4 separate regions of the Mus musculus genome follow, and all the other regions are linked to region 4. The links are chromatin loops, found by intact Hi-C in ENCODE. Cell type or tissue: heart. All regions are shown on one strand. Region 1 overlaps Map4k3 (mitogen-activated protein kinase kinase kinase kinase 3). Region 2 has its middle 24 kb from the start of Map4k3. Region 3 overlaps Map4k3 (mitogen-activated protein kinase kinase kinase kinase 3). Region 4 has its middle 7.2 kb from the start of Gm33596.

Region 1 (8,000 bases), 100 kb after region 4:
CAACTGGCTTAGTTTTACTCCTTTGATTCCTTCATGTTCCTAGTCAGCACTTATTCCAAACCTGAAAATAACAACTGTGTATTTGTTCGTTGGTTGTTTTCATTTTAACGTTAACATTTAACATTTTATTAACATAAGGAGGCTGTAGAGATGGTCCCCTATTCACTCAGATTAGATCTCAGGACCCAAAATAAGTAGCTCACAGGCACCTGTTTTAGCTCCAGGGCATCTGTCACCCTCTTCTAGCCTCCAAGGTACCCATTTACTTATGTATATGCTATACATAAGTAAATATTTTAAAAATTAAACATAAGTTCAATGAATTGAACATATACTTTCTGTAAGCATGACTCCATTTTCTGGGTATGAAAATACAATAAGACAGTCCAGGACCTCACAGCTTTAACCAGCATTTAGTAAACATAATAAAAGTTACTTTGATGCAGCGTAATTATATATATTGAGGGTCCTAAGAAAAATTACATTGCAGAAATTCTTTGTAAGTTTGTTTGGTTTTGCTCAAAAAGTTTTTCTAAATTGCTTTTTTGACCTCCAGTAACTTCTATGTAAATGATATGGTATAACCAAATATGGGGCTCATACATGACTTAATCCCAGCACCCTGGAGGGTGAGATTGGAGAATTTCCACTTTGGGATACCAAAAAATATAAATATATTATCTGACTTGCTAAGTGTGACACATGGACATAGCTGTGAAACCATCAGAGCAATAATAAATAGATCCACGATTCTCTTAAGGTTTTTTTTTTCTTTTGTCCTGTATAATTACCCTTCATTTCTCCACTCACCTCTTCTTTCTTTTTGATTTCTTAAAATTTTCATACAGATATAGTACCTTAGGCATATCCCTTCCTCTCCCTCCCTTTTCTCACCCCTCTCAATTATTCCTTTTGTTCTGCTAGATACTTCGACCTCATTTTTGTTTTCTACACACACACACACACATTCTTTTATAAACAATTCTTTACCCGTTCCTCTGTTGTTAGACACCTAATGAGTTCCTGATGTGTTGACTTGGAGTCCTTTCACAAAATACCAAGAATGGCATGTTTGGGTCATGTGATGGATATATTTTGCTTTCAGTTTATTTTATGTTGTATGAATGTTTTGGCTGCATGTGTATCTATGCACCGTGTGTGCGCAGGTTCCCCTGGAAGACAACCTGGGGTCATCAGGTCTCCTGGAACTAGACTTACAGACGATGATGAGCTGCAGTGTGGGTGCTGGAACCAAACGTGGATCCTCTGGAGGAGCCGAAAGTTCTCTTTACCACTGACTGTGCCATCTCTCCAGTCCGGTATTTTAAGTCCTGTGATAAACCTCCATTCAGATTCTCATAGAATCTGGACTGGCTCACACTCCCATCCCACCCACAGTGGATAAGGTCCCTCCTTGTTGTCCACATTCTGCCAGCATTGGATACCCGTGTTTGTGTTCTTTATAGCTGACACTCAGACTGCTGATAAAATCTCACTCAGGGTAGTTTTGACTTGCATTTCTCTGATGGCTGGTGAAGATAGACCTTTTTTTCATGATTTTAAAAAAAAAAAACTTTGCCATTTGTAATTTTGAGCACTACCTGTTCATTTGGTTAGCCTACTTATTAATTGGGTTATTGATTTCTTGGTTTTTTTTACATCTTTGTGTGTCCTAGCTTTACCTTCTGTCAGTATAGCTAACAAAGTTTTGTTCGATTCTATAGGTCATCTCTTCTTCTATAATTTGCCTTTTCAGCTCCTGATTCTCATTGTTGGCTATGGCTCAGCCCCCTTCTCTGCCTGACCCTGAGGTATTTCTGCTGCTTTCCCCACTGCTTCAGTTTTAGGGCTCTTGGGTCTTAGATTCTTTGGCTTTGATTTTTTTGCACGGTGAGTGATATCGTCTATACGTTGAAGAATCTGTCTTTTTTATGATGTGTATTTTTCACTTCTTTGTAGAGAATCTTGTTTATCACTATGTGAGTTTATATCTGAGAAGGAGAGAGCCATCAATAAAACCTAAACTAGCTATCTGAAAAGATATATAACAGAAAGACAGACCTCTGCCAAGATCAGTCAAGAAATGAAAGTCATAAGTAGTATTTATTGGTTAATATCAATAATGAAGAGGACATACTCGTCAATATAGCAGATACTTAAAAACACCCAAGAGAATATTATGAACAATTTGTGCGAACAAAAAGAAAGCCTAAGAGATAGCTGGCAGAGTTGAGACGTTGCGATATCCCAGAGAAGAGACTGGGACTCCTGTGTGTTAGGAATCAAAGCAGAGGGAAGGACTTAGCAGGCTCCTGTAATTCCTTGAATGGAGGGGTGGGCGTGGCAGGCATGTCCAGCCTTCTGACATGGCTGCCAGCTGTCATCTGTAAAGTACATGCTGGAGAGCCTCGAAGTCATAAATAAGTTAATGATCTTGTGTTGGGCTTCATCCTGGGCTGCATGGGACATGCCTGCAGGGATTTGGCTCGGGCAGTTACTACCAGTGAATTGCAGTTGAGGGTTGGTGCTGTGTGAACCCCTTGGGCTGATGCAAATCTGGAGCACCTAGAAGTCTCGTCTGCTTGTGTTAAAACAGGCTCGAGTTCCTGTTTTTAAACTCAGCAGCTTGGTTTTCTATTTAAGAGTGTGTCTTTAAATGTTTCCAGAAACATAAAGTACCATTAAAAAAATCAGATTAAACTCCTCCTCATATACTTATTAGTTATTAGGTGGGTCTGAGGTGTGAACAAAGGCCCCACCGTGAGAGGTCTCTTGTAACACACTACAGTGTGTGCTTGTAACAACAGTGCTGACGTTCTTGGCACAGATTACTTGGAGTGATAAAGCTGTATGTAGCTTAGCTTCAGATCTCTAGAAGTTCTTGCCAAGCTTGTCTGATTGCCCTTAGGCAGCAGGGAGCCCTCTCTAGACTATGGCCCCGGGTATCCCTCGTTCATGGTGTATGAGGTCCCTAAAGGTCTTGAAAATGATCTGGTGAGGTGCTAGGTGTAGACAGCTCTCCTCCCCACCCATCTCAAACGAGCCCTCAGTACGGAAGGAGGAAGGTCAGAGCGTTCTGGGCTTTTGTTCTTTTTAGCAGACAGCTGAGGAGCTGGAGAGATGGCTGAGAGGTGAAGAGCCTTGCCGCTCTCTCAGAACCCACAGTGGGCAGCTCACAGCAGCCTGTAACTCCAGCTCCGTGGGATCCGATGTCCTCTCTAGTCCTGCACACACAGAAACAGAAACAGAAAGACCTTTGGGAGCCAGTGCTGCGGGGGTGCAACAGCTTTCCCTGTGGTTGCCTTCCCGGGGTAGCTTGATGACCATTGCTTACCCCCCAGGCCTGCACCTGACCAGACGGAGTTATTACTAAAACTGCCATCCACACTATTTGCCACTTGTCAGGAATTCCTGTTCTTGTTTGTTTATTGTGTGAGACCAGGGATGGGACCCAAGTATTCTACCCCTTCAGTTCCAGCCAAACACAGCTGTGTGCCAAGCCAAGCAAGGACTGTGGCCATTTATTAGTAGTACAGTCGGCAACTCCAAAGCACAACACCTCTTCTAGCGTTAGTGGATTTCTTAGGAATGTGGTATGATGGGTAAATAAATATGATTGTACTTCTTGTGTAGATAGTTCACAGTTACTCGTGCAGTTTTGGTTATTTTAGTGATGAGTACATGAGGTCTTATTCTACTCTTCCCTGCCACCTTTCATTTATGTCTTTTCTAGGGTCTGTCTTGAAATTCCCTCACAAGCAGACAGGAAGAGTCATCTGGTGGTGTGTTCCAGGGGCTGCTGTAGTGCAGCATGTCTGGGCTGCTCATGCTGTGGAACAATTAAATAAACCATCACAGTGGATTTTAGTAAACAGTATTGTGCCTCAGTAGCAAACAATGGTGCAAATATTTTATATTTATTCCTCTGGTGACTGTTTCCAGGAATTCTACAGATACCAGTGTCCAGGGATGTTCATAGTCTTTTATGTAAAATAGCATAGTCTTGGCCCAGATTTCTTTGAGTGATGCGTCTGTAGCTTAGCTGTGCCCGTTGTCTTCCTGAGCTTTTGAAATTGGCCTAGGTGACATAATACTAAGTTTAGTATTATTTAGTATTTAGTAGGTGCAAGTGTAGCCCCACATTGCTTAGAAAGTATGTGCTCAGTGCAGCATTTTCCTCCAGATCTATTCAGCCTGCAGATAAAGAGTAGAAGGCCAACTGCAAATTTATTCTAAAGTAACAATGAGTACTGGAAAATGCAATTTAGCACTGCCCAGTGTGCACAGGCCCTAGACTTAGCACTGTCCAGCACTCACAGGCCCTGGGGTCAGCACTGTCCAGCACTCACAGGCCCTGGGGTCAATGCCATCCAGCATGCACAGGCCCTGGGGTCAGCACTGTCCAGTACGTACAGTATGCACAGGCCCTGGGATCAGCACTGTCCAGTACATACAGTATGCACAGGCCCTGGGGCCAGCACTGTCCAGTACGTACAGGCCCTGGGGTCAGCACTGTCTAGTACGTACAGGCCCTGGGGTCAGCACTGTCTAGTACGTACAGGCCCTGGGGTCAGCACTGTCCAGTACGTACAGGCCCTGGGGTCAGCACTGTCTAGTATGCACAGGCCCTGGGGTCAATGCTGTCCAGCATGCACAGGCCCTGGGATCAGCCTGGAACCCCATAAAAACAAAGGGAAAGTCAGTAAGCTGTTATCCCAATGCATCCTGGGACCACACTCTCCTCCTCACATTTATGCAGTCCTCACCTTTCCATCTGAGCTGTCTCCTCGGTCCCACTGAGCCGCTCTGTATCATGCTAGATTCATTTATCATCTTAAAATTCTGCGAAGCTGAAGTCAGTAATGGTCCGCTTTAATCACTGTGACAGCATACCTGAGATAATCAAGTTAGTAGGCGAAGGGCTCATTTTGAACCACAGTTTCAGAGGTTTCTGTGCATTGTTACTTTGAACTACGGCAGGCAGCACAATGTATCATGGGTAGTAGGGAAAATTCCCATCATAGTGTGGCATGATAGCTGAGAAGCAAGCAGAAAGCGGAAGGACCATGGGCCCCACCGTCTCCTTGAGGGCATCTGTTAGTGGCCTTAGTTTCATCAGGCCCAGCTCTTAAAGGTTCCCCCACCTTCAGACGGTGCTGTGGCCTAGAGCAAACCTTCAGTACCTGGGACTCCGAACTGAAGCCTGCTCTCCAATCTGGTCTCATTGCTTAGCATTTCTTTTGAGATGTCTGCATGTGGCAGTGGCAGTCTGATCATTTCTAACTCCCAAGCAGCATTCCATTGTGACTACTTCACATCGGGTTTAACCTTCACTTGTAGAAGAAACTGGCATGATTCCACCAGTAGAAGCAATGGCAGTTGATCTCTGATTGGGAAGTTATTGAATTCGCTAGTGAATATCTGAGCTACCAGCATTACACACACCCTTAAACTATTAGTGCCACTAAACTATTAGTTCCACTATTAGTGATAACAGACTCTGATTTTCACCCTGTGGTTTGTGCTGGGAATTGAACCTAGAACCTCTTGTGAGTTGTACAAGTAGTCTATTGGTCTCTATCCCCAACCACTCTTCGTTTTTAAATTTTTATTTATTTTATATATGTGAGTACACTGTTGCTGTCTTCAGACACACCAGAAGAGGGCATCAGATCCCATTACAGATGGTTATGAGTCACCATGTGGTTGCTGGGAATTGAACTCAGGACCTCTGGAAGAGCAGACAGTGTCTTAACCACTGAGTCATCTCTCCAGTCACTTTTCATTTTTTTAATTTGAGATGGTCTTATTAAAGGTTAACCAAACTAGTCTTGAACTCACCCTGTAGTCAAGACAGCCTGAACTTGGAGTTTGTCCTGCCTCAGCCTCCTAACCCTAAGTAAAGGCCTGACCTTGACTGTCCTCCCCAAGTGTGTTGCCCCGCATCCTGTATCTGCTGACCCCCACCCCGAGCAGCATCTTTCAAAGCCTGGCACTTACTGCATGGTTGTGGAGGTGCCTGAGGAAGAGGCACACGTCTGTCTCATGCTTGCTGCCCTGTGCTCTCCGCATCCCTGAACCAGGGAAAACATTCTTGGGTAGAAGTGTGTAAAGCCTCGCAGAACTGGCGCCCCGTGGCGTTAGGGTTCACGTCCATGGAAGATGTGAGAGCTCCATTACTAAGATGCTAACTCTCGGTGGTCTTTTGTAATTGTCAGACATAGCGCGAAGAGATTGCTGTTTTTCATCTGCTTCCCACATACATTCTTGCTAGAGTAGAAGCAAAGATCACTGAGAGGAGCCCACCTGGTATCAGTGCTGTGAGGCTGATGGGGATGGACCACAGCCTGAAAGCAGTGTTCTGCAGTCACCTGATCTCCTCCAGTAGCATGAGTATGTGCCTTAAAATACTTAAAATGCTTGCTTCAAAGTTTCAGGACCACTGACCAGGGCAGATGTCTTTTATCAAGTTGCATTCTTCATGTAAATATTATAATCTTTTAATTAGAAGTCTTAAGGACACTGCCCTTTTCATGGAAAACCACAACCCTGAAACTACTTTTACTTGGCTGTGCCAGTTGTAGCGTGCTTGAAGCTTCTCGAGATTTGGAATCTGCCTGCTCTTAGAATAGTGTGGCTTGCGTCGTTGGTAAAGTGCATCATGGGTTTCTCTTGTTCACAGGCACATGTACTGAATAACGTCTAAAAACTGTACAGGTTGTCAGAACATCTTGTTTACATAGTTGCTCCCCTCTCCTCCAGCAATGCTTTTAAAATTAAGTAATAATAATTTAAAAGTGAGGGGCTGGAGAGATGGCTAGCAGTTAAGTGCTCTTGTTGCTCTTCCAGAGGACCTGAGTTTGGCTCACCATGCCCATGTCTACCAACACGTAGCCCCTGTAACTCTAGCTCCGAGATGTCAGACGCCTCCTCAGACTCTCAGGCATCCACACACATTGGCATGCATTCACACACACAGACATAAACAATAATACACCTTTTTTAAAATTAGAGAAGCGAGGCCCTTTCTTCTATACAACGTTTCCTCATGACCCATATTTAGCTTCTAGTTACTAGTCTGTTTCTTAATCTATTTTATTTTTTGCACTTCCATGGTGTACATAATTGGATATGCGTGTTCGAGTACATGTGGGAACATGTGCAGGTGTGTGTGGAAGCCTGAATGGTTGTTCTCTACTGAGGTAGGTCCACTGAACTACAAAGTAGACTCTGGCTAGTCCTGCTAGCTGACTGGCCCCAGGGATCCGCCTCCTCTTCTGCCTCTGCCTCCTAGGCTCTAGGTTTCCAGGCAGCCCTGAAGCTTTGTTCTTAGATGGGTGCTCAGGATCCAAACTCTGGTCTTCAAGCTTGTGTGGCAAGTGCTTCAGCCACTGCGCCACATCTGCTGCCCAGTGTGTGTCGTTTCCGAGCGTTTCCGAGCATACGTGCTCTCTTGTATAGATACGCTTGTATATGCTGCTTTTACTTATATCACCGTGCAGCTTCCACTTCTAGTCCAGTGCCATGTTAAGGTCTCTGCTTTAGGCATGTGACTGTCAAAGTGGACCCTACTATCTTCCCTGGCCATGTTCACGTTGTCCTGAGATTACAGTCGGCAGAACCAGAGCAAGTGAGCTGCCGCTGGCAGTGTTGAAAGCAGGAGGACTGTGAGAGTGTGGGCTGTGCCCCTGCTGGCCAGCCATCCTCCTGTAAACAGTGACAGCAGGAGGAGGGGTCGAAACCCTTGCATGCTACACCAAGAACATCTCTGTTCTTCCTTGGAGTTTATCAGATGAGTGCTCATTTGGTTTGACTTTAAAATTTTGTGTCATGGAAACACCTATGTATTCCATTGTTTGCAATAAAGGTAGGCATAACTTCAATAGGTTTTTCTTTTTTTTAAAAAAAAAAAAACAACTTAGATCTAAGAAGGGATTTAAAATTAAAAACTGAAGTTTGCTGTTATATAAACTTTTATGAAAATAGAATTCTTAGTTACT
Region 2 (8,000 bases), 50 kb after region 4:
TGGTCCTTTACCTTTAGTTAAAGCCTTGGAGAGGTGAGCCACAGGCCACAAAGAAGCTGGGGAGACAGACCCAGATACCACGAACAAACTTACACCTCAGTGACATTCTAATAGGACAAGCCAAAGTGTGTACAACAGCTGTATAATTCTAAAGCTTGAGGATGGCTGACCACACTACAGGACTTCCAAAACAACACATTCCTCCACTCTTCCTACTCCAACTCAATCTAAAGCAATCCTATAACAGTTCTAAGCTGGAGGGAAATTCTGGCAAAATAAAAATCAAATCAAAAACACACAGCTGTTTTAGTGATCTTTCTCTGATGTTGACAAGGAATAGGGGCTGTTTTAAGTTATATTACATTTTTCTTTCATTCTTGCCTGGCTTGGCAGCCCTTCAGAACTTCAGCTGGTTCCAAACACAGCTCAATAAAGATCGTTCCAGAGAAGTTTCATATTCCTAAGATTCCTTACATTTCTCTCTCTCTCTAACTTAGGAAATGAGGTTGAAAGACGAGAGAGAAAAAATTAGCCCAGATTGTACCATTCTTTCTAAGAGGTTCTTGATGAGCAAGCTGTGCCTCCTTTTCCAGTGAGAACAGAGAGTCCTGGTGGGGAGGCGGGCAGCCAGTCCTAGCAGACAGTAATAGGACTGTATGTATTCCGAAGAAGCCCCAGCAGGTTCAAACGTTCGCTGAAAACTTTTCAAGGGAGAGGGAGAAAGGAGAGAGAGAAATGTTTGCACACCATCCATCGAAAGAGTCAGCAACTGTGGGCTGCATCCGTTCACCAAATGTTTATCTCACTCCTGTACTACGCTAGGCTCTGTTGTAGATGCTGAAGACAGAGATGCAGAGACAAGAGTGTGTGTGACCCATAGCAAGCGTCTGGAGCAGGAACCTAACTTAGAACAAAGCTTGAAGAAGCCTAGCCCCAGGCTGCTTGCTCCTAGCTGGGTTTGCATTTTTCTTCTCCCTTTGTAGGCTCCCAGGTTCTCCCTTCTGTCCTTCCCTCTCAGAGTCCCTGCTTTATTTATTGTATGCTTCACCTTCGTGGTGTGCTCACGTGTCCCTTTGTAAACATCAAAGGGAAAGAAGCAGGGTGGGAAAGCGGAGGGAAACGAGACCATGACTCATCAGAGGATGTCCTCCCTCTTATACAGCTCAGAAGAACCTAGGAGCCTTTATCGTCTCCCCTTTCATGGTGACAGGGTCCTTGCTCTACTTCGGAAGATCCAACCTCTATTCTTAGCCTCCCTCTGGGATGTACCTGCTCACCGAGGCTTTCAACTGGCAAGCATTCCTGTTTCCTTATACAGCATTTGTTGTTGGACTTTTACTATTATTGTATGTCCACGTATATACGTGGTGTGTGTATCCACGTTAGGGATCTTCTACTATTATTTTCCATATTTTTTTTTGAAAAGGAGTTTCCCATTAAACCTGTCTGTCTGTCTAAGGCTAAACTGGCTAACTAGAGAGGTCCTGGGATCTGCCTGTCTGCAGCCCTCAGAACTGGGCTTCAGGCATGCTCCACTGCACCCAGTTTTAAACGTGGTTAGGAGTCTACACCCAGACCCTCATGCTTGCACAGCGAGCACCTTTCCTGCTAAGCCATGCCCTCGGCCCTGATGGTTTTTTTTTTTTTTTTGTAATAACCACATTTCATATGACATCCTATCCCTACCACCACAGTCACTGCTCTGTTCCCACAGGCAATCCTGTCCATCCTGACCAAACTTCACAGGCAGAAAACAAGGCCCTCAGAGAAGATCTGTTCCCTTTCCAATCACCCCATCTTGGATTTGAGCCCCTACTGCTTCAGCCTTCCCAGCACTAGAATTATAGGCATGTGGAATTATGGATGATAAATTATCCTCCGCTGGTGAAATGAGCCAATTCAAGTCAGGTTAGAGTAGATAGACACAGGTTCGTTGGGAAGCAGCTCTCGGGCAAGTTTGATGTCTCAAGGAACAAGGTCAGGGAAGTTGCCATGGGGAGGGAGACAGAGGGGAGGGAGAAGAGAAAGAGATATAGAGCATGCACACACAGGGAAAAGGAAAATGGTGGGAGGAGAGAGCAGAGCAAGAGCGAGAGCCTGCAAGATATCTGGATTATATAGGGAAGAGTGACTTCTTCTGGGGAAGGGGAGACCCAATTCCTTGGCTTGAAAGTTCAAGGCAGAGGGCAGGGAATGCCAGCCATTCCCTGTAATAGGTCCAAACTGAGGGAAACTGGAAGAACCTGCTTTGGTATGTTAAATATTCACCTAGGCTGCTTGTCCTGGATCTGAATACCAACCATAAGAACATCACTTTTTTCTCCTTTTCTCCTCCTCCTCCTCCTCCTCCTCCTCCTCCTCCTCCTCCTCCTCCTCCTCCTCCTCCTCCTCCTAAGACAGAGTCTCACTGTGTAATTCTGGCTGGCTAGCTGGCCTGGAACACCCTATATAGACCAGGTTGGCTCAGAACTCACAGAAATTCACCTGCCTTTGGCCCCCAAGAACTGGGATTAAGAGTGTACACCACTATGCCTACAATTTAATTTTTTATTTGTTAATTTTATGGGTGTAGTGTTTCATCTATGTGTACCTGTGTGCACTATGTGTGTATCTGGTGCCTGTGGGGCCAGAAGAGGACATTAGAGCCCCTGAAACTGGAGTTAGAGAGAGTTGTGAGCCTCAATCTGAATGCTGGGAATTGAACCTGGGTCCTCTGGAAGAACAACCAGTGCTCTTAACCACTGAGCCATCTCTCCGGCCAATCATAATTTTCATTCCCACATTTTCCTTGCATTTTTGATGATTCTGTTTCTGCATCCTGGCTCTTTTCTATTTTCTGGAGTCTCTCAAGATAATAGAAGCCATGCTGTTCTCTTCCGTATCGGCCTTGCGGGACCTGGACGCTGCCCCTCAGTGTGTACTGACAGAAGCATGACAGTGAGTGCCCCAGGACACACTCCTGAGCGCCTTTTAGCCTCAGGTCTGACCGCAGACTAAACTCATATTTTCCCCTGACCTTCCTGTTTCTTTTATCTCAGTAAGTGGTACTACCATCCACTGAAATTACCCATGTCTGAGACTAGGCTCCATATGTGACTGTTTTCCTCATTTATAAGCAAACATATTAATCCCCAGCGACCTAGCTCCTCATTACCATTCATTGTTATCCAGATGTTTCCTGCTTTGATGAGGCAGCACAGGTGCTTGAAAGCTGGCCCCTCTCCCTATGTGGACACACTCTATTTAAGGGAGGGTACAGCAACTCTGCTTCCAAATTAGCTCATGCTGAGGTCAAGAGATCAGGATTTTCTGTTCCTTACTCTTAATGAGTCACTGGGTATTGGCATCCCTGGGAAAATGAGCACAATTTTGAGCCACTGGTGGCTAGTTGCTGAGCATGTCTGCTTCTGGCGCTTCCAGCAGCCAAGGGAATGAGTTATTTATGATGGAAGTTCCATGTGGTACCCCATCTTTTACCTCAGAGGCAGCTGTCTTGGACTTGAGGTACACAGCACTTCATTTGGCTTTCACACTAAACCCTCCGATGTAGCTTTTTTTTTCCCTCAGTGACAGCGATAAGCTGTGTGTTGGTATTCTATCTGGACTCCACCCCCACAGTTACCTGGAAGCAGCCAGGTAGGCCTGGCCCACTGTAAAAGGGGCTGCTCCCCCCCCCATTCCTGCTTCTCTCCCTTGCCTCTTGTCCCCTTGCTCCCCATTCCCTTCCCCCCCACGTGGTTATCCGGCCTCGACTTCTCTACTCTCTCCTTCTCTCTGCCTTTCTCTGCCTCTACTACTCTCTTACCTCCCCTCCCCATCTCCTGAATAAACTCTATTCTATACTATACCATAGTGTGACTGGTCCATTAGGGGGAAGGGATGCCTTGGCATGGGCGTACCAAGGCACCCCCTCCCCCTATACCTCACCACACCCCCATAGAACATATTCCTATATTTCTTTATCCTTTTATAATCACAACACAGTGTATTTCAGAGTCCATCTGTCAATCCTTTGTATAGATCCAGGTTGGGACAAGGGATGCATTTCAAACTTAGACATTTCTCAGTATCACTTCTATAATCCTACAAGGTCAGGACAGTCTTGCTCCTTTCCCATTTCCCATCTGGGCATCTCTCTTCACTATTACCTGTATGGTCAGACTTTTCATCACTGTGACAAACTCCACAAAGAAACAGTCTAACAGAAGAGACTTTATTTTTTATTTTTTAGGTTTTTTTTTTTGCTTTTCTTTTTTTTTATTAGATATTTTCTTTATTTACATTTCAAATGCTATCCCGAAAGTTCCCTATACCCTCCCCCTGCCCTGCTCCCAAACCCACCCACTCCCCCTTCTTGGCCCTGGTGTTCCCCTGTACTGAGGCATATAAAGTTTGTAATACCAAGGGGCCTCTCCTCCCAATGATGGCCGATTAGGCCATCTTCTGCTACATATGCAGCTAGAGACACGAGCGGAAGAGACTTGATTTTGGTGTATGGTTTCAAAGGTTTTAGTCTTTGCTCAGTTCTGACGCTGAACATCATGACAAGCCTGTGTGTTGTAGTAAAGCTGTTCACCTCTTGGTGCCCAAGGGAGCAGAGACAAATAAGACACATACCCCTTCAACACATGCCCCAGTGGCATACTTTAGCTGGACCCTACGGCCAGAGCTTCCACTATTTACCAGTAACACTATCAAACGATTAATCTAACAAGAGTATAATGTATTGATTAATCCAGAGCCCTTATGAGCCAATAACCTCTCAGTGATTGGATTTACTGGGTGAGGACCAAACCTTCAACACACTAGTCTTTTGGAGGACACTTCACATCCCAAATAAAGCATGACTGTGGTGGTTTGAATACGCTTGGCCCATGGGACACTATTAAGAGCTGTGGCCTTGGGGCTGGAGAGATGGCTCAGTGGTTAAGAGCACCTACCGCTCTTCCGAAGGTCCTGAGTTCAAATCCCAGCAACCAAATGGTGGCTAACAACCATCCGTAATGAGATCTGACCCCCTCTTCTAGTGCATCTGAAGACAGCTACAATGTACTTAGATATAATAATAAATAAATCTTAAAAAAAAAAGAGGTGTGGCCTTGTTGGAGGAAGTGTGTCACTGTATAGGTAGGCTTTGAGTGCTTAAACTCTGCCCAGTGCAAAAGAGAGTCTCCTCCTGGCTGTCTTTGGATCAAAATGTAGAACTCTTGACTTCTCCGGCACCATGTCTGCCTGCACATTGTCATGCTTCCCACCATGATAATAATGGACTGAACCTCCGACACTGTAAGCCAGCTCCAGTTAAATGTTGTCCTTTATAAGAGTTGCCTTGGTCATGGTATTTCTTCACAGCAATGAAACCCTATCTAGATCAATAGTCCTTTGTAATGCTGTCTGTCCATCCTGTGTGAAGGGAGCTTTCCAAACCACAAAGATACTCATTTCACTGTGAATCATTTAGAACTCACCTTGGTTTTCTATCATCCTCAGACACTGAAGACCATTCTTTTTAACCTGTCTAAATATGCAAGTGGGATGTGGTTTGGACTCGCCTTTCTAGTCTGATTCTCTTATCTCCTCTCCTACACCTCTCTATCTGATGCATTAGCAAGACAGAATTATTGAAATCTTCATTACCAACCAAACAGCTACTTGACTCTGTATTTTTAAGTATTTTCTCAGATCAGAACCTATTGAAGTTGTTTATCTCAATAACTTGATTATGAGCATTTTGAGAGCAAGGCAGTGCCATATCCTTAAAACAAGCATTCAACACATATTAAATGAATGCGCACGGATTTCTAGAAAGATCTAATGCACCATAGCATGTGCTTACTTATAAGTGGTGGCCACCAAATGGGACATTTTTCAATGTTATTATTAAAGGGAAACAAAATAAGGTAATCTTTTTTTGACCCGAAAATTGGCAGAGTTGCTAGTACTTGAGGGAGCAAGTGTCTGGTACAAGGCAAAATAATGAACTGCAACTCCCAGAGAGGGATCTTGGCAACATGGGATTAAAAGTTCGAGATGCTTGGGGCTGGAGCGATGGCTAAAAGCTAAAAGAATGTTCTGCTCTTACAAGACCTGAGTTGCGCTCCTAGCACCCACGTGAGGCAGCTTACAACTGCCTGCTACTCCAGTTACAGGAGCTTCTCCTCTGGCATCTTTGAACACACACACACACACACACACACACACACACACACTTTTTTAAAAAGTTTTTTGAGATGGGGTTTCTTTGTGTATCCTTGGCTGTCCTGGAACTTACCTGTAGACTAAGCTGGCCTCAGACTTACAGTGATCCTCCTGCCTCTGCCTCCCAAGTGCTGGGATTAAAGGTTGTGTGCCACTACTACCTGCAACTCACACACAAAGACACACACATACTTTTTAAAATATTTTATTTTATTATTTTACCTTATGTAGGAAAGTATTTTTGCTGCATGTGTGTCTGAGAAGCATGCTGTGTGCTTGATGTTCAATAAGCCCTGCAGAGGGGGTCAGATGCTGGAACTGGAGTTACAGATGGTTATACAGATGTTGTATGGGTACTGGGAATCAACTCAGGACCTCTGGAAGAGCAGCCAGTGCTCTTAATAGCCGAGGTGCCTCTCCAACTCCCCACATACAAATATACTACTACTAATAATAATAATAATAATTAATAATAATAATAATAAGCATCAGTCATATTCTTATTCATAGTTTTTTTTTACTGTCTATGCTTCTGAATCTTGAAATACTTCTTCTTGAATGTAAGAAGAAGGCTAGTCATGCTCTATTGATCAGAAAGTCGCTATATTAAAGTTATGTATGACTATGTGACAGGAAAGTAGAAGTGAACCTGCCCAGGGAACACGGAATTGACTAGTGGGACGTATGACGTAGGGTGGAGAGAGATGGGAGAACATACTCCATTTACACGTGTGCACGAACATTTCACTAAAATTAAAGAATTGGGGAAACGCTCTCAGGTTCCATGGCATCGCTGTCTTGGTCGGCTCAGCTTCTCTTTATCCCCTTCTGCTCAGAGCACCAGCCTCCCCTCGACTCCAGGTGGATCCGAGACAAATCTCCTCTAGAATCCGAATCTGGATTGGAGGCCCAAGGGAACAGGAGGCATTTAAATCTCCTTACCAGGAAGAACGATGCAGAGATTCAGTTAAAGAACGTTTATTACTAAGACCTCTGCCACCATCTTAGCTCCTCCTCCTCCTTAGTCATACTGTCCCTCCTTAAACTCCTTGAGCTATGGCTGCATGGCTCCATCAGTATCTTTTATTTAAGCTAGTGTCTGTTGCATGCAGGAAAAAAACAAAACAAAACCCTAGTCAATCCAAATAGCAACAAAAGGAAAAGACTGTTCAGAGTAGGGGGATACCCCATCCTACCTGCCCAAACAACACATTCAAGCACAACATTACAAACAGACATTTGCTCCTAGTACCGACTAGCTCGTTCTTGTGTAGTTAGAATCATGATATACATACCCTCTTCCAGTCAATTTTTCTACCTTACATTATACCTGTAGAAGTGTTTTGTGCTTTGACAAGGCCTTCTACGCATCGCTGCTGTAATACACACCATTGTCTGGTATTGGTACATTGTAATTTATGAAATCTTAATCCCATGGCTGAGTATTTGGGCTGATCTTAGAGCTTTATTAGCAGATGCAACGTTCAAAATGAGCACATTCACAAAAGCAGGGCACTCCTATTGAGTTGTTTCTTTCTTTATGATCAATTCACAGAATTGGAAAATGGATGTGTCATAACAGTATGCCTTCTCCTTTCATGAGTTCGATGTGCTGTATTGTAACCTGAGCAGTGCTTTTGTGCTATGAGAAGTTTTGTTTTGTGTATTTGGGTTTCCATTCATATGATATTAATAGGTATGGCAATTTTAGATTAATAGAATCTACTTGGTTATAAGCTGTGTCTTTGTGTTGTGACTGTTATATAATTATTGGCATGATTACTTTTTTTTAAGCTTTTGTT
Region 3 (8,000 bases), 120 kb after region 4:
CCCTAGTCTTAAATGTTTATTGCATATGTACATATAATTGGAAAGTTCAGTTTTTCATGTTATTAGCTTACAATTGAACATAGGTAGCACAGCGTTCTTCTATTAGACCATGAAGATGCAACATCAGTGCTATGGGGCAGCAAAAGGTATGATCTCTGTCTCAGCTATTTATTAGTTCTGCCATTGTATTGAGAAAGCAGCCTTTGACAGTATTTAAATAAGTGAGCATGACTGTGTACTAATAAAACTTTATTTATAAAAACACACATTCTTACTTATCCTTAGAGAATCTGGCTCTACTGAGTCCTTTGTTTATGCTAATTCAAGGTTTTCAAGTAGAATGACCTTAAAATATACCATCAAAATTAAATAAAAATTTAATTCTAAGAGTATGGAAGCACATTGTTAGAAATGATAGACAGTAGACATGCAGGAAGAACACCCTGAGCAAGCCAGGGATATTTGCCACCCTGTCATTCTCCTGTGAACTAGAAGGTTCCTTTGTGGTGGACGTGTACCTGGTGCAGTTAGCTGTGGAAAAGCAACAAGATACATACTCATTCAGGGTGAGCATGGATCATCCATTTCCTTCTGACGGGGTGTGTGTGGGCCACACCCAGTCCTTATCCTCCCCCAGTGCACAGAATAGCCTGGTGTTTGCTTTGTGTGTGTGTGTGTGTGTGTGTGTGTGTGTGTGTGTGTGTCTGTGTGTGTGTGTGTGTGTCCCCGTGGGCCTTTAAGCCTCACTTTCCTCTCTGTGTCCTTTCCCCTCATCCCTTCCCTATGTTAGACACTTCCTGTCTTTCAGGTCTCAGCATGGATGGTGTCATCATCAGGAAGCCATCAGACCCAGAAGCTAAGTGGAGCAGGTGTCTGTGGCCACATCCTTAGACCTGGCTGTGCCTCAGAAGTGGCTTGGTGTTAGGGACAGGTTCCTGGGTTCCACTTGGAATCCCTTGATTCAGGGCTAATGTTTTGTTTGTTTGTTTTCTATTTCAGCATACTGTTTTTGTATACCCCACCAGCTGGGTTACTATTTGGAAGCTATTTAGAATACGTTTATTGTATATGTTGTTTTAGGAGGAATCTTAGGAATAAATAGTCTCTTCTATCTTGTTTTTGCAGAGTAGAGGGGTCAGGAAAAGGATCCAGTGGCCATTGCTTGCTCAGATCCACCCTGCGGCTTATTGCAATCTTAGCTGTCATTTCACACCCCATTTCCATGTCCACAGTGAACATCCTCTTCTACAGGATAAGTGTTGAAAGCTCTAGGTGCTCAGTACCCAGCAAGGGTCAGTTTTTACAACGATGGTTGTCTAACTGTGGTACCTGGCCTGCCCCGGGTGTTGGTGATTCCTCTTGATTGGGCTGCTTACTTACCTGTATTCCAATGTGCAGAGGACGCTCCTCATACCTGAGCGTGCTCAGCAGTGTGAAGTCAGCTCAGGAAAACAACTTTTCTATACTAGTCTAATCTGTCTGAAAGCCTCCCCATGGCTCATTCAGACAAAATCTCAAGCAGATCTGAAATCAAGAATTTTCAATGGGCTGGAGAGACGGCTCAGCTGTTAAAAGCTAGGGTCACAATCAAAAATATAAGAATTTTCAAGAGCGTTTGTAGACTGAGATTATTTCTAAATCTGTAGGATTCTCATCAGGCCCTCTTCAGTTTGAGAAAGATTACCTAGGGTCTGCGGGAGTGTGGGGGTGTTAGGAAGTGCCGAAGTGAAAATAGGTTAAGGGGACAGAGTCAGGATAACCTAAGCCTAGCTCTTAAGCTTAGGACCTAGTGATATGAGGTCTGGGATCTAGGCCCAGGACTGGGCGCTGTGGTAGAAGTGTGGCTGGTGCTGAGGAACCACAACTTGTTTGGTTTGGCCAGAGCATAAAGTAAAACTTTGGGAGTAACTAGGCAGATAGGTGGGGGCCAGATAATAAAGGGTTTTATTGAAGTTAAAAATACTGTGTTTCACAACTTCATATTCACATGCACAAGAATGAAATTGGAAACTCCCTATGGTGCAACATCATACAGAAAGTTACTAAAAGTGGATCATTGACCTTAATGTACGGGTGGAAAGTAAAGCCTGTTGGCAAAGAGCTCTGGCATGCTAGCTTTCTCAACCGTCGAGAAACACAGAGGGACAAAACAAGCCACGTTGGACTTCATCAAAATAAATACATTAATGCATCAAGGAGATGAAGGCGGGCACTAAGGTGTAGCCCCAAGCTGATGTGCTTGCCTGCTAGGCCAGTGAGACGGGAGGGGAAATGAGAAGAGCTCCTAATGGGAGAGAAAGTGTGCATGGTGTGCAGATTAAGGTCTAAACTTCTGGTGGTGTTTTAAGTGGATGCGCTAGGAGTGATGACGCACACCTGTAACTGGGTTCTAGAGGCGGGTGGGCATCCCCATGGGAGAGCCAAAGGAAAACACAAAGTAACAGAGTTCCAAGGCTATGGGGAACTGAAGCAGAATGTGTTAGTTGAGATAGTACAAGACACTAGAGCTGCTTTGGAAAACAATTTGGCAGCTCTTCAAACAACTTTTCCATTCTAGTGATCCATCTTCAAAGTCATGGGCCTGGAATATTATACAGCCCAGCATTTTTTAGTACATTTAAGGTCTGTATTTGAGAGAATTAGAAACAGGTTTACCCAGACATTTATATGGTTTCATATATAGTAGTAAGTAGTATTTATAACACACGAATATGAAAAGAACCCATGTGTTATGTGTACTGTTCTTGTCACTCTGAGCAAACACCTGAAAAGAAGCACCTTGAGGGGAAGAGGGAAGCTTTATTTTGGCTCCCGGTTAGATGGGGCGTGAATCCTCACGGCTGCGAATGGCTGCGAAGGGAGCTCCATCGTGTTGGAAGTGTGGACCTGCGAATCCTCTTGGCATGCCTCAGAACAGCAGGGATGCTCAGCCGGCTTCCCCCTCCCCTGAGTCTGGGCTGGGGCCTCAGCCCATGGGATGATGCCGGCTACAGTCGCCGGTGGTCTTCTTCCTCACTTATAATCTCTGCAAGCACAGATATGCCCAGAAACGTGTTTCCTCAGGGACCCTAGGCCAGTTGAGTTGACACTGAGGATTAACTACCTCCTTCTGTATCCTTCAGCGATGAGTAGAAAGCCCGACTGTATTTCTCTGCAACGTGATAGTATTTGTGAATAAGAACATTCTGAGTAGCAGGAGCACTAACCAGTGACCCCGTGTTGCTCAGTTCCATTTAGTGAAACATCCATACTACTCAAGACCCCAGGGACGGGAGAGTGGGAATGATCGCTGTGGGCTTAGGGGCTTGCTTTTGTTTTGGTGCTGTGGTGAAATATTCTAAAATTCAGCAGTGATGGTGCTCCACTAACTAATCTATGAAGTGGCCGCAGTGAGGTCCTCAGTGAAAGGGAAACTGCTGTGGAGTCCTCTGAGGGCTGTCAACAAACAGCAAGGTGTAATGCTCATGGCAGGCCACTTCAGTGTCTGCTTTTAAGAAGTATGAAAATTCTATTGCAATACTGACTTTGGTTTTTTTTTTTTAAAGTTCATACATGCTAATATCTTGGAATGTTAGCCTTGCTCATTTGAAAACTAAATTGCTTGAGCTGAATCAAAACTGATAAATCCAGAATAAATATTTGAGATATTATTGACTTAATCCTGAAATAAGTGATTTTTTTTTTTAAAGATAGGGTTTTGCTACATAGTCTTGATTGGCATTGCACTCTCGTACTGCCTCGGCATCTTAGTTACTAAAATCCCATGTCTGCAGCTACCAGTGTGCCACACAATCATAATGCATTCAAAACTCCATGGTTTCTGATGAGAAAAGGCTCTGAAATAGAAGTCCCCTGACTTCCTTTGGACCTCTACCCCGCCCTCACAGAGTATTACCAAGTAAGATACACTGAGTTGCACTGCAGAAAGCAGGAGGAGGGGGAGCTCTTAAGCCGCCTGGCTCCGGCCACTGGAAAGAGAGCACCAGAAGTTAATTATTCATCCCAGAGAGACTGGGGTTTGGAACTGATACCTTATAGCAAGTTTTTGACAGACCTTTTGAATTAATAAGTCAAAGAGTAGTGACAGACCCTCTGAAAGCATAGTGACTAGTGGCTTATTTCACCTGCTCACTAGGAGTTTACTGTCATGATTTCTCAGCTGAATATGGCTAATGAGAGCTCTGAGTAAATCAGCTCTTAGCCAAGTATTTTGAGTGCAGCAGCCATTTTGAAAGGACATTTGTGACTTTGTCCATGAAGAGTGTGCCCTCCTGTGGCCTCTGGGAACAAATTTTCAGCTCTGATCAATCAGCTTCACGTTGTGATGTCACACAGTGGAGTCACCATACCTCTTTTCAGTAAACAAGTGAGACTTTTGAACAGGTCTGATTAGAGATTCACTGAGTCAGGAAGTAGCATCCGGTTTTATTTTCGATGCCCAGTGTTTCCCCCAGGTCACCATGTCCCTGTTTGCAGATGCTCCACAGTGACATTCCAGGTTCATTGTTTATGTGATGTCTCATCCTGGAGAAAGGAACAGAATTTACTCAGTGCTGTTGGGGGGTTTGTCACACTTAAAAGAAAGGAACTTTGGCTAGAAGTACTCAGATCTGTTTTCCATTGTCTCCATATGGGCATCGTGAGTATTTGTTAGTGATGAAGATTATAAGTTGAAGAATTTTTAAAAACTTTTTTATATGTATATTTGCCTTATGTTTGTGTTGTATGTGCCTGGTGCCCATGGGGGCCAGGAGAGGGCATTGAATCCCCTGGAATAGGAATGGTGGAGAGCCGTCATGAGGGTGCTGGAAAAGCATCCGGTGCTTTTAACCGCTTCACCATCTCCTTCAGCCCTAAAGATAAGATTTTTAAATGAGTTTTCCCTGCATTTTTTAAATTTTTAACTTTCTATAGGGAATATATTAGTTACTTTCCTACTGCTTTGTTAAAACACTGTGATGTAAGGAACTTAGAGAAGAAAGTGTTTATTGGATTGGCTTTTCCAGAGCGTTGGAGTTCATGAGGAGGGAGCGAAGGCATGGGGTAGAAACAGCTGAGAGACCGTGAGCAGGAGGCACTGAGGGCACTGGAGATGACCGGAGGCTTTGAAACCTCAGCCTCCCCCACCCATGACACATTCTCCAACAAGGTCATTCCTCGTCACCCTTCCCAGACAGCCAACTGGGGACCAAGTATTCAAACAACTTAGGCTTACAGTGGGGTGGGAATCACACTCAGATACCACAAAAAGAATCTTTTGGATTTAAAAAAAAAATTAAGGCAGAGTCTCACTTTGTAACCTTGGCTGACCTGGAACTAACTTTGTAAACCAGGCTAGCCTTGAACTCGTGTCAACCGACACACCTGCCTCTCCCTCTCATCAAATGAAGTGCTAGGATTAAAGGTCTGTGCCACCACGATGACTCTAAAAAAGTAGTGTGTGGCATATGTATAATGTGTGTTTGTGCATGTTTGTGTGTGTTGAGGTCAGAAGTTGGCATCAGTGTCACCTATCAACTGCCAACATACTTTCTGGAGCAGAGATCATCCGGATGCTGGGATGACAGGCATGTGTAGCCATACTCGATACCTGTGCCCTGCTTTTCTGTGGCTGCCGAGGACTTAGACTCAGACCCTATTGCCTGTTCAGCAAGCACATTACCACGGGAACCTTCTCCCGGCCCTGGGAGAGTCTTAAGTGCATATTTTTAGTAAGAGCTTAACTTTTTTTTCTGCTTTCTTGTGTACTTCCCTAGTTTGCTTACGTGTGTTAGTGGAGGGAAGGAGTATATTTGTTGGTGTGTGAATGCTGCATATGCACGCCTTTGTGTATGGGGACTCAGGTGTGTGCAGGTGTTGAGAGGACATGTATGCAGATGTGTTCAGAGACCCAAGTTTGACGGCTGGAGGCATCTTCAGTGCTCTCATCTTACACGTCGAGGCAGGGTCCCTAACTGAGTCCAGAGCTAGCTGCTCCTGCTGTCTCTGTAGCCAGCTTGCTGTGGGGGTTCCCTGCCTGGGCCTCCAGAGAGCTGGGTTTTACATGAATCTTGGGAAGCTGAATTCCATTCTGACCCCCAACTTCAGCACAACAAGTGTTTTACCCGTGAGCCCCCTCCCCAGTCCCTCTGCTGGTATTTTAATGCCCTGGTACTCCCATGTTAATTGTCAGATTTTCCCCATCTATTACTAAGGGAGGACTGCAGCTAAATCTAATCCTGGCCATATGATAAGATCTTCCTATAATCGTGGGATTGCTTATGTTTTTCCCTTTAGACTGATATAAAAATTAATTAAATGTAAACACTAAAATACTTTGAAAATTCTTATCCAGTTTTATAGCATCTTAAATTGTTAAAGATTTACTGCCATTTTTTTAAAATCAAGTTCATAGATATTTTCTACTTAGATAAACAGTTGTAAACACTCATAGTCTAATATCTGATTGATTTTTGAGGCAGAAGGCAGGGTTGTGTAGCTCAAGATGGTCTCTAATTTTGAACAGTCTTCCTGACTCTTCCTAAGTGCTAGGATTGGCAGGCATGCCCTCATACCCAGCTTATGAATTGGCTAGCTTCTGTCTGTCCATCCCTCCCTTTTTAGATTAAAGATGTCATATAGCCCAGGCTATCCTTCAATTTCTGTAGTAACTGAGGATTATCTTGAACTTCGGATTTTCCTGTCTCCACCAGTGGATTATAGTGCTGTGGTTAAAGATGTGTGCCATCATGCCTGGTTTTACTAAGTTGGGGGTAGAACTCAGGGCTTCAGGCTGCCGTGCAAGTATTCCACCAATTGAGCCAAATCCCCAGCTCCATGAATCGATTTTTAAATTAATTTTATTTTTCATGAGTGGCTTATTTTGAATACATTGATTTTATTGGCAACATGTGGATTTGAAGTGACATAAGGGGGCTGCTTTCATAGTTAGATTCTAATTAAAGATTTCAGGCCAATCCCCTCTGTAGTTCTCCCAGCCTTTGCATGAAGAGCTCTGTAGTGTAATGCTTGGAGGAATTCACTAGGAAGTCTGGAGAAGACTTCCTGGCTTTGAGTCCCAGTGCTTCCACGTAGCCAGTGGTATGACCAAGCAGGCTTTTCACTTCGTTTTTCTTATTTGCAACACGGAACAGGACTGGTTTTTACCTTACAGGTCCTGTAAGAATCAAGTGAGTATCAAGCCACTTAGAACAGTGCCCAGTTAGTGTGGCAGTAAGTTTACACTTAGTGCTGGGATTCATTATGAAGGACTTGGTGCTGGCTGGCTGTAAATTAGATTGTAAATTTAATTATAATGTAAATTAGATACTTTAAAAATATTTATGATTGAAAATAAACAATAAACTGATAAGCTTATTATAGCTTTTTTTTTCATGATCTTTCCTCTTCTTCTTTTAGGCACGGAATGTCAACACTGGAGAATTAGCAGCAATTAAAGTGATAAAATTGGAACCAGGTAAATTATTTGAAATTTGATGTTTTTTATTGCTAGAAAGTCATTGTATATCATAGAGTAATTTTTTTATAGTTCATTTTTAAAAAATGGTCTTTGTAGTTCAGGTTGATCTTAAACTATTGATCTTCATACCCCAGCATCCTACGTCCTGCAATTGTAGGCATGCCTGGCTAATGCTTATTTTGATGTTTGATTACCATTCGCTGGTTTGCTCAGTGTCTCTCCTTCCTTCTTCCTCTCTGAGCCCAGCATGGGCTTTGCTCAGGTTTTCCTAGAGAAATGGTTGGTAGCTCTGGGATGGAGAGTAGGTCCGCAGGGGATGTGACATCAGAACTCCCCAGACTAACTGTGGCAAGTTTATACTAGCTTACTTATTTCCAGATGACATTGCTCTGTTATGAGAGGCAAGTGTGGTCCAGTGGGAAAGACCGGCCTACATTTGGGAAGCTGTAGTCTGGGTGTTTGTGTCCTGTCCTCTTGCTCTGTGTCCTGAGTTTCTCAACAGACCTCACCAGCTCTTAGCACCTGTGTGTCATTATATCTA
Region 4 (8,000 bases):
TAGATTATTTTGACTTTAGCATATGTACATGTTTATGTATTTGTACATAAAAAATGCACATGTAGACCAGAGGTTGATGACTGGTGTCTTCTTCAATCACTGTCTGCATTTTTTTTAAATTATTTACACTTATTTATTGTGTGTACATGTGTGTGCGTCTGTGTGTGCATCACAGTGCATGTGTAGAAGTCAAAAGAGAACTTAGGGGGAACCAGTTCTCTTCTGTACCCTTTGAGTTCCAAGGACCCAACTCAAACTGTCAGGTGTCATAGCAAGTGATTTACCCACTAGGGGTAGCTCACCAGCCCCATCTTGTTATATGAGATAGAATCTCCCTACAAACCTAGCTTATGTGGCCAGCAAGCTTCGGGGAGTTACCTGTCTCTACCTCCTCAGACTGGGGTTAAAGGCACCTGCTGCTGTACCCAGCTTTGTACATGGGTTTTGAGGATCTGAACTCAGGCCTCACAGCTACACAGTGAGCACTCCACCAACTGAGCCATCCCTCCAGCCCTAGGGTTATTGTATAGTGTTGGTGCACGCAGTGAAGCAGGCCTAGAGAACTCAGGATGTGATGGGGTAAGGCCAGGGGACTGGAAATTCTACGTGAAGATAGAGGCAGTCTCCTAGCAGAATTCCTTCTTGCTCCTAGTCAGTCTTCAGTCTATTAAGAACTTACGTCATCAGACGGGGCCCAGCACCCATGTTGGGGAAGGCAACCTGCACCGCTCAGAGTCTACTGATGTAATATTAATTTCATTAAAAAATAACTCTCACAGACACATCCAAATAACATCTTATCTAATATCTGGTTAGTGGCAGCCACACAAGTTGACACAGAGAATTAGCCATTATGTAGTCTGTGTCAGGTTAGAAAAAAAAAAATCCAGAAGCTTTCCACTGGAGACCGCTTACCCGTTATTACATGAGACAACCGTAACATTCTCTCAAGCAGTTGAATTAATAAAGAATACTCAGCCGGGCATGGTGGTGCATGCCTTTAATCCCAGCACTCGGGAGGCAGAGGCAGGCGGATTTCTGAGTTCGAGGCCAGCCTGGTCTACAGAGTGAGTTCCAGGACAGCCAGGGCTACACAGAGAAACCCTGTCTCAAAAAAAAAAAACTCAAACCTGGCATGGTGACACATACTTGTAAGCACACTTTGAAGAGAAAGGCAAAAAAAAAAGATCGTGAGTTCAAGGCCAGCCTGGCCACAGGAGATCCTGTCTCCAAAAAAAAAGAAGGAAAAGAGGCAAGAAAAATGGTTTAGTAGATAGAGTGTTTGCCTTGCAAACTCAAAATTCCCAAGTCCTCTCTCTCCACATACAAACCTGAGGAGGTGGCTCCTCTGGGGAGGGGACTCCCTGGGACTCCTTGCCAGGAGGCCTAGCTCACTCAGTGAGTTCCAGACCAGTGAGGGGATTCCTTTAAGAAACATAAAATAAAAAGAGCTTGGGTCCTGTGGAAAAACTCTTCAGGTTGTGCACACACCAAGGAGAAAAGTCATGGAGCATGCTCATTTTATCAGAGTACTGGGGGTTATGGGGCAGGGAGAGCAGGAAGGACAGACTGCTGCTGTTAAGAAAGCTTAGCTCCTGCCATGGTCGTGGTCTGACCAATTAGCCTGAGGCATGGAATCTGCCTTTCTTCCTCACTGAATCCAACTTCTATTGATCTAATCCAGAGTTCCCAAACTTTTAAATTATTCCCATCATTTTTATATCTCTATTGTTTTTTTTTCCCCACAGAGTCCCTCAGCCGAAAGAAATAACAAACTGAGAATTAGTGAACTGAGAATCAGTGAGTAGTTCCCAACAACTAAGCTGCTTGCAAAAACAACTTTAAATATGAATTACTTATAAAAGGATGTAATTGTGCCTAGTGATAGTGTGTGTAGCTCTCTTAGGCAGGCCTCGACATGCTGGGTCCTGTCCACACATTATCACTCTCCCACTCATCTTTCTCCAAGAATATATTGTTTTCTATTTCAAAAATGTAACATATATATATATATATATATATATATATATATACATATACATATACATACACATACATATATATATGGTGGTAGCGGTGGTGTGTATGCATCCGTGCGTGCGTGCATGTTTACATGCATGCAAAGATCAGAGGACAACTGTGAAGACACAATTTTCTCCTTCCTCCTTCGTGCAGTCTCTTGGGATCAAACTGTAGTCATTAGGCTTAGCAGTAAATGCCTTTACTCACTGAGCCTCAAATTAAATCTTGGGGTTTTGTTTTGTTCTGTTTTGGTTTTTGTGAAGCAAGAAAAACAAAAAATAAAAGTACACGTGGCTTTCAAACAAATGCGTATGCCAATCAGGAACCAGACGTCTTCTCAAACCCTAGCATCCATCTTGTCTAGATCTGGATGCTTGCACTATGCCAATAGCTCCTGAGTACCATGACCTCTCAGATGAGACACCTCAGCTGGCCAAGTGGCACAACCTAATGTAGTGCACCTTGCTGTCACAGAGACCTCAGCAATCTCTAGCTTCCCATATGTGGAGAATATAGCCCTGTGATAGCCCTGTGAGTTGACTGAGTGTCCTGTGAGCACGGTCCAGCTTGCAAGCAAGTAGTCTGTTCTTCTTCTGTAAACTTCCAGCATCCGCTGGGCATGTCTAGCCAGAACCCTGGAAACGCCTGCAGTTAAGCAAAACACAAGCTTGGCCATCATGGTACAGATCATAAATTGTATCACTGCTTGTCATTCTGTGAACACAAAAGATGAGACCCTCGATGGCTACACATTCCAATTAAGGAGCAAAGAGCACATAATAGATTCTATGTCTCTCTTACGTATTAAAACAATCTAACTGTACTTAACTATGTCAAATTTTTAACAGATAATCAAGGCTGGAAGCAGTACAAAAATAAGTTAAATCTGGTGCCTTTCTTGCTAATTGTTAACGGCCCTCAACTGTACATTAACCTAATCTGGAGTTTTCTGTCCAGAAATAAATAAATAAACTGAAATAAACTGTATTTATTTCATGTGCCCTAACTAAGTTCAGGGTCAAGTTACATGACTCTGACAGCATGGTTGGTTTGTGGGTTTGTTCTGTTTTGGTTTGTTCTGTTGGGGGGGGGGGGCACGTGTCTTATAAACATAGCTTGCAATCAGAATCCATTTTTGTTTTCTTTGGGCTCAGTAGCTTCTCTTATCACCATTGTCATCATAAGAACGCAAACTATTTATCTTGTTTGTCTGATGTCCATAGTAGGGAAGATGATCTCCTTAGGTCTGGCTTTGTCCTGGGCTCATTGTCTACAGGCAAAGGAAAGAAAGGGCGAGTTTGCTCCAAGCCACCTTGGGAGTTCGCCAAGCTTTTCGTGACTCTGCTCACAGCCACACACAGTTGATACGACCTGCACTGACATTAAGCTCCTATCTTGTAACAGGGCCCATATTCCCTTTCCAAGAATAAATCCCGGCTTATCAAAACATTTTAAAAACCTCTTTCATAATACACAACACAATTTGAGAGAGTGGCGCAGAGTGGCTTTGCACTCCAGGACAGGTGCCGAGCGCCAGAAGAGCGGCGCCTACTTGGGTCCCATTCTCACCAGACCCCCGTTGACTCTCTCCCTTCTTTCTCTCAGTAGCTTATCTATAAGCCAGATGTCAACAAACACGCCAGACTCTTTATCCTTCAATCTGTTTGGCATTTCAGAAACGCTGAGAGTTAAGCACATTTTCTCAGAAAACCTACTTTCTGATTGCCTGGGGACAGAAGGGTGAGGGGGCCCTTAGCCTCAGTGGGATACCTGTTAGAAGCAGATATCCCACAAGCCACCTCACGGTGTTTAGACTTCAACTGGTTCCTAGCTTTTTTCAGGAAGACAGATGTACAGAGTCCCATAAAAATTAAAAAGCCTGGGAAAAGCACAAGCCCCGAGTCAGAACGGAGCTATTGAATAATGGTCTCTTCTGGAAGTCCGAGTGGGCGCTTTTTCTCGCCCTGCTCCTGGGGATGAAAGTGAAGTCTAACCATCTTTGCAAGAGTGACTAATTCCCCATCCGAGGGCCTCCAGCTTTTTGCAGAGCTAATTACAGGAATGGTAAATGAAGGTTCTCTGGAGGTGAGAGCTGACAGAAGAGGGAAGATGGGAAAAGTAAAAAATCAAACCCCTAAGCGTTAGTGGATTGCCAAACAAGGGGGGGGGGGCTTTCTGAGGCTGAGGTAGAGGCCAACCCACCCCCAGGCTTCCTTCAGACACTTTTTTTTCCTTCCTCCCTGACTCATCGGGTTTCTTCAGGAACGCCTGGTGAGAAAGGGATTATGAAGCAGGCGAGGGAGCCAGCCTTTTTTGGCAGCAGAGACACACTTTGGTTTCAGATGCTGAAGATCTTCGAGAACAGACTCCGTGTGCTGGCGTTCTAGGCTGGAGTCCAGCAACAGTTCGACCGCAGATGAAGTGCTTCAGATGGTTGGCGTTGTCAGCCAGAGCCTCGAGGACTTTCCTGGGGCTACACCTCTCCAGAAGTTTGAAGATGTGGGGACAGGTTTGCCTTTCAGAAACGTGCGAATGTCACCAGCTGGGAGTGGCAGATGCCAAGAGCCGATCTGAAAACAGATCTCCATCTGGCAATGGGCTAGGCTTCCTGGGACACAGATTAGAATGCTTTGTAACCAAAGGGCGGAAGCACGAGTTTAGATTTGCACACATTGTTCCGGTCTTTGGGTCATTTCCTGCCTTTAGAATTCATTTCCTTTCCAGGTCCAACAAAAGTTTGATGAAGGGCGAGAAAGAAATTTCAGGAGAGGGTTTGCCACTGCTTTAGTTCAAGCGGGGGGTGGGGGCGTGGGGGTGGGGGTGGGGGGTGGGGGGGCAGTTCTGCCTCTATGCCCAAGGTCGGCGCCTTCTGTGCTCCTCCTGTCGGCTCACCCTGAGCCAGGATGGAGGAAGGCTCAAGGAAGGGAACAGAAAATAGAGAAGGGGGTCATCGGCAGGCGAGTCCGATGAATCCACTTGTTTCTAGAAAACAGGACAGGGATATGGGGGAGGAGGGAAACCCACGCGGTTTTAGGCAGGAGTGCTCTTCACCCACGCTCCCTTCAAGGACATAGCACCCCCACCCCCGAAACACACCGAAAGGTAGAGGTTTAAAGCAACTGCCACAGCCTGGTTCCTGACCTTCCTGAGTCACCCACATGCCAGCCAGGTACACTGGACGGTGAGGTTCGCTACACAATGACTTGCTTTGTTCTATTTCGCTCGTTTTTGTTTCACGTTTTGTTCCAACAAGGATTTCAGGCAGCAATAATAGCTTTTCTGGCCACACTCTTTTTAGGGTTGTTTTGAGCACTTTGAAACTGACACGAATCCTTACTGGAAAATGTTTCTGCAGATCCCAGCATGCCCTGAACACACTGTAGTTCTGCTGTGCACAGCACACCTTCACCCCACCACCACCACACCCACTTATATAACACACTGCAGCGTGGACCTTCTGGCCTTGGGGACTACAGGGACCCGACAAACTCAAGGCAGATCTGATGAGCTGTTCATTTCTCCAAAAAGTTTTGGCTCTGGACCAGTGGCTCTTGACCTTCCTAATACTGAAACCCTTTAATACAGTGAGTCATGTGGCCATGGGGGTCACCACCCACAGGTTGAGAACCACTGCTGTCAATCGTGAGCAATACAAAATCTAAGCCATGTAGTTCTAGCCAGGATGTACTTACGTGTTCTAACCCTAAGTCTCTCTAGGCTGTCAGCCCATACATCACATGCTATTATTTTGCTACATTCATCCATTTGAACACAGCAACTTACAGAGAGAGGATAGTACAATTTGGTGACCAGACTTTATCATGATATTGCAGAGCCCCACAAACAAAATCTGTTACTTCCCCATAATTTAAGGTCTGTGCTCAAGGCCACCATTGCCACCACCAGGAGAGGCTGGCTGTGAGGGGTGTCTGCCTTGGGCCATTGGTGCCATTCAAAAATCAACACAGCTGACTTTCTGAATAGCTCATTAGTTGTTCAGAGAGATGGCCTCCTATGACCTTCGTTGTTATCGTCCCTGTGGACATTTAGTAAGTTATGGGAGAAGGTAATGACTAGGAGAAAATTGTTCTGTATCAGGGTCAGGAGCACCTGTCTGGCTTGGGATGTGACAAGGGGCGTGTACTAATGGACCTGAAGGACATTAAGCTTGCTCAGAGAAAAACAACACAGCACAACCCCATTCATGGGTGAATTCTAAAAGTGTGCTCTCTAAAATCAAGAGCAGAATGCGGGTTACTAGAGACGGGAGGAAGTCAGAGAGGGAGGGATAGGGAAGGGCTGGTCAAAGGATAGTGGGTGTCAGCCAGACGGGAAAAACAAGATCAGAGTTTCTAGTCAAGGATACTTATGGATGGTATGGATGGTAGACTGTGTAGTCCCCCCAAAAGCTAGAGAGAGTGACTTTACATGCTTGTGGAAGAAGACATGGTGAATGAACATGCCTGCCCTGATTTGGACATCACATAACAAATACATACAGTGAGAGGTCACATGGTATCCAGAAGTATGTACACGTTTTACGTTCAATTAAAATTAATTCACAAATTTATTTCTTAAAAAGTCTGCCTGACTCCCCGCTTCCCACTAAGAGAGATCTTGCAGACATAGGCATTTGGGTTTTCTGTGACTGGGGCATTGGTAAACAAGTGCTTTTAAACTTTAGGGTGTCTAATGGGGACCCCAGCAGGTGACACCAGTACTAAGATTAGCCTGTGCATCGGAGAACTTTACCCGTAATTCATAGGCTCATGTCACATCTGCACGGATGGAGCGGTGGTATGGCTGAGGCCAGGCCTCGGCACTTTGTGTGACCTTGAGACAAATCATTTTCCAATACTGAAGACCTAAAAACTAAAGATTTTCAGAAGCCTGGCGTTGGCCAGGGCTCCAAATCATGGTCCCTACCTACAAAGTAGTAGAAACAACCCACAGCATCAGAAGGACCAGGACTTGAAAGCACAGAAGCCCCAGGTCTAGGACCTTTGGCCTTGAAGTCCACAGTCATGGGATTTAAGAACTAGAGAACTGAAAATGTGGGGGGGGGGTTTCCCCTCAGCTGTTTCCAAGCAGGAAAAGTAAAAAAAAAGAAAGGGGTAAGGGGAGGGAGTCCTGGGTTCTCTAGGCAGGCAGACTGAGCAAGCCAAAGGAACAAGCCAGGCAGCAGCACTCCTTAATCTCTGCATCAGATCCTGCCTCCAGGTTCCTGCCTCCAGGTTCCTGCCCTGTTGGAGTTCCTGTCCTGACTTCCATCAGATGAAGTCTAACCTCAGCTTGCTTTGGTCATGGTGCTCCATCACAGCCATGGCAACCCTAACTAAGACAATGCCCAAGTATGACCCGTTGTGCGATGCTCCTGACCCACGGCTACTCCAGCCACGGACTTCAAGATCAGTGGGTGTTAAAGGACTCGGTATCCTCAGGGTATTAGACTGAGAATTCTCCAATGTGAGAGAGAGAGACATTTCCCACTCCCTAGTAGGAAGAATGAACAAAGAAGAAAGACCATTTTGAAGGTGTTTTCAATGACCTGTCCACCCCCAACTTCCTGACCCCCAGCTGATTTCCTCTTTCAGGCTTCTCCTGGTTCTTAGAGTGATTCATTCTTCCCACAATGACTGGGCCTTTTGCCTCATAAAGCACTCCCTGTCTTTTCAGATATAATGAACTAAAATTAAGCAGAAGGCAGCCTGGAGCACTAAGAAAAACTCCCTATGGCAAGAGCTTGCAGCCCCACAATAGCCTTATAAGGCAAGCCAAGGAAGCCCTGGCTACTGGGGCAAAACAATAGAGGGTAGAAAGTTATTTTGGGGAGTACGGAGGATGAGGAGTGTCCATTTCCCAGATTTATATTAAATGTGTCATACCTCTGCTAAGGCGGAATAAATACCCAACATTTACCCATTTGTAATAAACATAGGAAAACTATCCCAGTGAGAGAGCCACCGTTCACAGGCACT

Evidence for each region. Hi-C counts contacts between places; a loop is a spot of excess contacts. Peaks named below come from ENCODE experiments on the same cell type or tissue, not always from the same donor. Only the 100,000 strongest peaks of a DNase experiment are listed, where the experiment ranks them.
Region 1: a loop joins it to region 4, with 2.1 times the contacts of the local background. A loop is called at or near these places in 6 of 42 quality-filtered maps.
Region 2: it touches region 4 in a loop (6-fold over the local background); 6 of 42 quality-filtered maps call a loop at or near these places.
Region 3: it touches region 4 in a loop (2.4-fold over the local background); 6 of 42 quality-filtered maps call a loop at or near these places.

The regions. Positions count from the first base shown.
Region 1 is chr17:80,693,549-80,701,548 of GRCm38, reverse strand. All of the region lies in intron 1 of Map4k3 (mitogen-activated protein kinase kinase kinase kinase 3), which reads left to right. Among named protein-coding and RNA genes, the nearest start is that of Map4k3, 30 kb to the left of the region's middle. In heart, a CTCF peak has its summit at 7,683; a DNase peak (open chromatin) is centred at 7,648; H3K4me3 peaks cover 468 bases; H3K27ac peaks cover 869 bases.
Region 2 is chr17:80,747,869-80,755,868 of GRCm38, reverse strand. No RefSeq gene overlaps it. Among named protein-coding and RNA genes, the nearest start is that of Map4k3, 24 kb to the right of the region's middle. In heart, no CTCF peak of the experiment used is centred here; a DNase peak (open chromatin) is centred at 3,258; H3K27ac peaks cover 390 bases.
Region 3 is chr17:80,680,324-80,688,323 of GRCm38, reverse strand. Map4k3 (mitogen-activated protein kinase kinase kinase kinase 3) reads left to right here. Exons shown (of 34, transcript NM_001290345.1): 2 at 7,399-7,456. Among named protein-coding and RNA genes, the nearest start is that of Map4k3, 44 kb to the left of the region's middle. In heart, a CTCF peak has its summit at 4,278 (motif pointing left); no DNase peak of the experiment used is centred here; H3K27ac peaks cover 360 bases.
Region 4 is chr17:80,798,190-80,806,189 of GRCm38, reverse strand. No RefSeq gene overlaps it. Among named protein-coding and RNA genes, the nearest start is that of Gm33596, 7.2 kb to the left of the region's middle. In heart, no CTCF peak of the experiment used is centred here; DNase peaks (open chromatin) are centred at 3,369, 4,479 and 5,569; H3K4me3 peaks cover 1,589 bases; H3K27ac peaks cover 1,907 bases.